2 separate regions of the Homo sapiens genome follow, and region 2 is linked to region 1. A link is a contact called in ENCODE Hi-C or POLR2A ChIA-PET data. All regions are on one chromosome and are shown on one strand. Each heading gives the region's core, a stretch centred on a gene start or an enhancer-like site at or near the end of the contact. The rest is flanking DNA. Distances are from core to core; before and after follow the strand shown. Region 1 holds the start of GRIFIN (galectin-related inter-fiber protein). Region 2 holds the start of LFNG (LFNG O-fucosylpeptide 3-beta-N-acetylglucosaminyltransferase).

Region 1 (3,274 bases), core at 565-3,064:
CAGCATCCTGGGGACAAAGTGAGGGGGTTGGGTCGTCTCTGGAGTGTCGGTCTCAGGGTCCCCCAGCCCCCCAGCTTCCAGGGCTGCGTAGCACCGGCCCCACCTGAGCCTCCCCCTGCCACCCCCTAGCAGCCAAACGCCTGCAGCCTTCTCAGAGTTTATTGAAGGTGGAGCTGCGAGGAGCACACAGGACCACAGACCCCCTCACCCAGCTGCCCCAGGGTGGGACTCCAGGTACCCTGGACATGGGACAAGCCGAGGCTGGCTCCTGGGGTGCAGGTGTCACTCAGTAGCCCCGGTCCCTGCAAACATCCAAGGCACGTCCCTAGCTCCTGCCCTGCCCATGCACAGACCAGGGTGGGAGGTGGACCATGGCCCTGCTCCCGTGGCCGGATATGCAGGGCTGGCAGGGAGAGGAGCAGGGTGGGACGCCAGGCAGACAACCCCTCCCCAGGCGGAGGAGGGTCCCCGGATCAGGGTGAGAAGCAAAATCCCTGCTGGGGTGGGCAGTGTGGGGCAGGAATGGGCAGGGACCTGGGTAGAGGCAGGGACTTTACCCCCAGCTCAGGCCCCTCTTGGCCAGCTCCACCTGGGCCAGGCAGTGGTCACTCAGCACGCGCACCCTGGTGGTGGCGCCCAGCGGCCTCTGACGGCATGGGAACTGTAGCACCTTGTGCTCCGGGGCGTAGACGTGGAAGTGCTCCGCGTCCCAGCTGACCTCTATCTGGGCAGGCTGGGGCCAGTGACCTCAGTGCCAGCCCCCAGGGCCTGGGGTCTGGTCCCGCTTTTAACGGTGATGTGCCTGCCGGCCGTCTCCAGGAAGGACAGCCTGGCAGGCCCCGGGGGTCCCTTGGCTTGGAGCCCCCAGCCCAAAGTCCCCTCCTTTCTCCCAAGATGGGGTGGCTGGTAGCCAGGGTGGTGGGTACCTACTGCACACGTAGGGAAACTGAGGCCAGGGAGGCCACCCAGACCTTGCCCTGGCCCACTGACCTGTAAGCGTCCACCGTGAACCCGCTGCCCACTGGCCCCCTGTTCCCCCACGGGCCTTCCCTGCCTAGCCCAGGCCCCACCCAGGCCCCTGTCACCTCAAAGGGCTCCCCCGGGGCCAGCGGGAAGATGCTAGACACCTGCTCCGGGCCCCAGCGGCCGTACTGGAAGGCATTGCCCACCACAGTGGCGCTGGAGAACCGGGGCTTGATGTGGAAGGCAATGTCCCCCGTCTCCAACAAGAAGTTAGTCTCGAACCTGGGGCGGACATGGTGCGGGTCAAGAGCTGCAAAGAGCTGGGCCGGCCACCCAGCCCAAGGCCCAGCGAGGGGAGGGCGGTGCCGCTGACCTGTCCTCTCCAGAGTCAGCATGTCCCTGGACCAGCAGCTTCCAGCCGGGGGCCAGGCCGCCCGCACAGAAGGCTTTAGACTGAGTGGAAGAGACAGGGGGACCAGCCTCATGGGGCTGCAGCCTCCTCCCTCCCACCCCCACCCCCACCCTATCCCATCTGTCCAGGAAGGTCCCTGCCCACCCAGCCTGCCCCCAACCCAGTGCCAGACATAGGCTAAGGCTCTGTTCATCTGGTGTCTTTGTGACAGGGTGACCAGGGCTGGGGTGGGAGGGACACACCTGCCCAGCAGGCCAGCTCTGGGGGGACCTTCACCCTGACGCCCTCTCAGCCCTGAGATCTGATGAGAGGCCAGAGCCCATACCCCATCTCTGTGCAGAGAGAGCACGGGTGGCTCAGGGAGCCCCCAGCCCTGCACCGTTCTCCTTCTCCAGGTCCAGGGTCTCACCCACCTGCACTGCCATCTGCTCCCAGCCACTGTGGGAGGGCGCGGGGAGCCTGGGGTATAGATGGGGGGCTAGGGGTGGGAAGTGCCGGGGGGCTGGGGGTGGGGAGCGCCGGGGGAGGGCTGGGGGTGGGGAGCGCCGGGGTGGGGCTGGGGGTGGGGAGCGCCCGGAGTGGGGGGGCTGGGGGTGGGGAACGCCGGGCCCCACCCCCGGGTGACTTGGCAAGGTCTCTGGGCCCTTCCCAGCCCATATCTCCCTACCCCTCGGGCCTCTCCCTTCCAGCTGGTTCTCTGTGCAGGCGCAAGGGAGATGGGTCACCTGCCCCTGCTCCCCCAAGCCCTCTCCTGCCTGACTCTCACCCACTTCACTCCTTCAGGATCCAGGAAAGCAGCCACTCCTTTCTCACTGGGACGGCAAGGTCTAGGCAGGGACCCTGGCCCGGCTCTTCCTCCGGGATCACGGGCCCCTCCAGGGACTCGAACCCTCCCATCCGGCCAAGGGCAGGCTTAGGAGGGGAGGCTTGGCTGCCGACCCCTGCCCTGGCTTCCCAGGTCCCGTCTGACCACGTGGTGCTGCAGGGCCTGTCCCCCAGCCCACCCTGGCCCCCGCCGCCTGCCCCCACTGGCTCAGCCACCCCATGGGGCATACAGCAAGGATTAGGCCGGCGCTGGTCAGCGCATTCCAGGCTCTGGCAGGCGAGGGGAGGGCTTTTCCCACACCCAGGATGCTCCCCACCTCAGGCTGAGCATGGGGGGGACCAGCTGGGCCCTCAAGGAGGAAGGGAGGTGAGCAGAGAGAGTCTCAGGCTGTCGGGCAGCTTTGGGGCCTCCGAGGACGGGAACCGGCCCGAAGTGGACCTGGAGGGGGCACAGAGCCCTAGGGCTGCTGCAGGTGGGTGTGTGTGCAGCCATGTGCAGCCATGTGCAGTGCGTGTGCAGTGATCTCGTGGGTGGGTATCCTGGCTGCAGGCCGGACGATTGTGTGAGCCCATGAGTGTGCGAGGCATGGGGTGTGAGTTCCAGAGACTCTGGGTGACAGGGAGGTTTGCTGTGTCCCTGCCTGTGTGTCTGAAGAGGCCTGGCCCCCAGGATGCCCCCGCCAGGATTCTCCATTCTCACGTCTCCTGCCGCCCTGTCCCCGTGTTCGAGTGGGCCCTCCAGTCCCCCATCCGCAGGGGTCCCTTCCAGCCATTCTCTCCAAGCCCTGGCAGGGCTGACCTGGGTCCCGCCTGACCTCTCCATGGGTGCTGCCGCTGGGGCCTGTGCCCGGACGTCCTGGTAGGAGGGTGGGACTGCTGAGGCCGGGAGGGGCCTCAAGGTGGTCGTGACTGTCCGCCAGCCCCCTGGGTGGTGCAGAGCAGTGCGGAGCCTGCGGCTGTGGAGCCCGTCTCTCCTGCCTGGCTCGTAGCAGGGCTGGCCGTGGCCCTGCAGGGGGCAGCCCTGGGCAGCAGAGGATGAGCGTGCCTGCCCTCCCCGGCCACATCCGCGTCCCC
Region 2 (3,210 bases), core at 1-2,500, 43 kb after region 1:
ACTATGTCCCAAAACCTGTTCCAGGTCTGAATGACACCAGGTCGCTGCTGTCTTGCGGCTGACATTCAGGTAGAGGTAAGGAGAGGGGCTCCAAGGGCACTTAAAGAATTTAAAATGCCATCTCAGGCGTGAACATAACTCCGAGGGGGGCAGTTTAGCCACGGTGGTGGCGGTGGTGGTCGTGGTGGTCGCAGAGACCCTGCTTAGGAGGGCACGGGAAGACAGCGCAGCCACGGGCAGAGCCGCCTCCGTCCACGCTTCCGGAGGACGTGGCGGGCAGGGGGCTCACACCCTGCTCAGGCGACCCTTGGCCACTTCCGGGCCCCTCGCCCCTCACCCTCGGCTGCCGGCGCGCATTCCTGCCGCCCCCGCTCGTGCGAGGGGCGGGCCCGGGCCCGTGGGAAGGGCCGGGGATGGGGGCCGTGTGCCGGGGAGGCGGGGTGGGGAGGGCGCACAGCTGGGCCGCATCTGGCCCGAGCGCAAGGAGACCAAATGGGACAGAAGGCGGCCTTTCATCCGGCGAGGGAAGTGGCGGCCTTCGTTTCTCCTCGCCATGGGGCGCCTGAGGATTTCGGGGAGCCAACCCTCCCGACGGAGGGCCAGGATCGAGGAAATCAGCCAGGGAGGAAGGAGTGGAATTTGGTTCTGGTGCTTTCTCGTTAGAACCTCGTGTCCCCACCTGCGGCACAGGTGGCCAAGCTCTTGCTCTGTACAAATAACGGCTCCCCTGAACCGAGCGCTCGGGAAGACCCAGGCGCCACCCCAGTTTGCAAGGCCTGCCGCGTCCCAAGGGGAGGAAGCCGTGCTCAGGAGGGGAAGCGCACAGCGAGGAAGTAGGATGTCCCCCGCGGTGCGTCGGAGCCCAGAGCCCGGGTCTCAGCACCCTGCCCGCTGCGCCGAGGGCGCGCCCCTCCCGTGCCGGGACGCCCGGTGCATCCCCGGACGGCGCTGGCCAGGCTGGGTTTCCTCTTCAGGGACACCGGCGCGGGCCGGGCCCGTCCCCAAGCCCCTCGGCGGCCCGCAGGGGCTACCCGGGGCGGGGGGGGTGCGGGGCGTGCACGTGCGCGCCGGGGGCGGGGCCGCTGCGCCCTCTGGGCAGTTCCCAGCCCCCAGCCGCGGCCCCACGTGGGTCTGCGGGCGTGGAGCGGCGACCGGCGCGAGGCCCCGCCCCCGAGCCCGGGAGCCAATGAGCGCACGGGGGCGGGACCGGGGCGGGGAGGTTTAAGAGCGCGGGACACTGGTGCTGCGCTGCTGGACTGCGCCGCCGGAGCGACGGGCTTCGGGTCGGTGCAAGGCAGGCGCACGGGGAAGGGCGCGCCGCGCGGCCGCCACCCCACCATGCTCAAGCGCTGCGGCCGGCGCCTGCTGCTGGCGCTGGCGGGCGCGCTGCTCGCCTGCCTGCTGGTGCTCACCGCCGACCCGCCGCCGCCTCCACTGCCCGCCGAGCGCGGCCGGCGCGCGCTGCGCAGCCTGGCGGGCCCCGCGGGGGCTGCCCCGGCGCCCGGGCTGGGGGCGGCGGCGGCGGCGCCCGGGGCGCTGGTCCGCGACGTGCACAGTCTGTCCGAGTACTTCAGCCTGCTCACCCGCGCGCGCAGAGATGCGGGCCCGCCGCCCGGGGCTGCCCCCCGCCCCGCCGACGGCCACCCGCGCCCCCTGGCCGAGCCGCTCGCGCCCCGAGACGTCTTCATCGCTGTCAAGACCACCAAAAAGTTCCACCGCGCGCGCCTCGACCTGCTGCTGGAGACCTGGATCTCGCGCCACAAGGAGATGGTGAGCCCCCCGCGGCCTGGACTGGCGGGCGAGCGGGGCGGGGACCCACCATCTGGTCCAGCTGGTGGCAGTGTCCCATGGGAGTCAGGCTGCATCCCCATCCAGCCACTAGGGCCATCTGTGGGCGACGCCAGTGCACCCCGGTGCACCCAGTTTGCCTGCTGGGGCCACTCTCCCGTTACAGTTGTGTTACTGTCCCCGGGGCCCCGCCTCCTGTCCAGCTCCAGAGTCCTGGATGGCTGCAGGACCCTACACCAGTCTCCAGTGCTTGGGGTTGGTGCCCTGTGATACTTCTCACCCCGTAAACATTGGAGCGCATTCATAGGGCATTATGTCCTCAAACTTCCACAAGCAAATTCTGTTCGGACCCACCCTCAGCTCAGACCCCTTCCTGGGGAGAAAGGCTCTTCCTTTAGAGAAGTGAGGGGTTCTGACCTCTGGGCCCTTTCCTCATCACAGTGTTAAGGTACGGGGAGGGAGGGAAGTCATTGCTGGTTGGTGGGTCCTGGGGAGTACATCTCAAAGAACTCCAGGTTTTGGGGTCTGTGTGGGGACCCTCCCCGCACAGTGCAGTAGTCTCTGAGGCCTGCAACCTTGGGCACAGCCCACTTCAGTTGGGCATCAGCTTCTTACACACACATAATTAAGACACACCCCACTTTGAACATTTCCCTCGAGGCCACAGCAGGACGGTTGGGCTGGGGCGGGATGGGGACAGTGTGTGGGGCTTGCAGTCGGGGACTGGGGGGGTGTCTCTGGGCTGGGAGATGCAGAGGCATTTGCTGTGAGGGTGGGGGCTCAGGGAAGACCCTGCACGCCTTCCTCCCTGCTCAAACCCCGGAGACCCAGGGCCTTCTGACCTGGCGCTGTCCTGTTTTGGGGCACTGTGGGTGGGTGGGAGCAGGGCTTGGTGAGGTCATGAGGGCGACGGGGAGGGGCAGGGTCCTCCCTGGTCCTGGCGTGGGGAAGGGGCCCTGGGAACCCCATGGCAGCCTCCTGGGAACACAGCGTCCCATTCCCAGGGGCTCAGCGGGCTGGCGGGAGGGGGCGGCGGGGGCCGTGGGTTTTGTTTGGCGGCCGGGCCGTTAGGATTCCCAGCGCCGGGCGGCTCTCACGCCGGCCCCTTGGGCAAGGTAACAAAGCCCCTTTCTCCAGCGAGAAAGGCGTCGGGCCCCTTGTGTGCAGCTACGCGCTCCGTGGGAACCGCTGCTGGCGTGCTGGCCACTCAGGTTGCCTGGCGATGAGGGGACCAGCGGGCCCCCCCAGCATCTCTTACTGACAGTCCTTTTGGGGCACCATCCCTGAGCCTGGCCCCCCCACCCCCAGCACTCAAGCCTTACTGCTATGTGATCTTGGGCATCCTTCAGCCCCACTCTGGGCTACCACCAGCTCTGAGCACCTCTCATCTTGGAATTTGGGGCCTTTCTCCAACAGAGGGGA

The links. A loop is a pair of places that touch in the nucleus more often than their neighbours do. ChIA-PET counts read pairs that join two places held with the same protein, here RNA polymerase II (POLR2A). Pooled maps may share reads with other maps.
Region 2: a map of CD8-positive, alpha-beta T cell shows a loop between it and region 1 (11-fold over the local background). The contact joins the promoter of LFNG here to the promoter of GRIFIN in region 1. A Hi-C loop is called at or near these places in 35 of 168 maps with a recorded cell type or tissue (B cell, CD14-positive monocyte, CD4-positive, alpha-beta T cell and 20 more), 1 of 37 single-sample maps with no recorded cell type and 25 of 50 pooled maps. POLR2A ChIA-PET finds 5 or more read pairs at or near these places in 16 of 52 experiments (B cell, CD4-positive, alpha-beta T cell, CD4-positive, alpha-beta memory T cell and 11 more).

Annotation. Positions count from the first base shown.
Region 1 is chr7:2,474,584-2,477,857 of GRCh38, forward strand. It overlaps GRIFIN (galectin-related inter-fiber protein), which reads right to left and starts at 1,815. Exons shown (of 5, transcript NM_001394787.1): 1 at 1,789-1,815; 2 at 1,337-1,416; 3 at 1,086-1,245; 4 at 558-724; 5 at 145-302. The coding sequence starts at 1,800. The coding sequence ends at 287. RefSeq lists a silencer at 3,257-3,274.
Region 2 is chr7:2,518,524-2,521,733 of GRCh38, forward strand. LFNG (LFNG O-fucosylpeptide 3-beta-N-acetylglucosaminyltransferase) reads left to right here and starts at 1,251. Exons shown (of 8, transcript NM_001040167.2): 1 at 1,251-1,770. The coding sequence starts at 1,339. RefSeq lists silencers at 777-1,306, 1,317-1,426.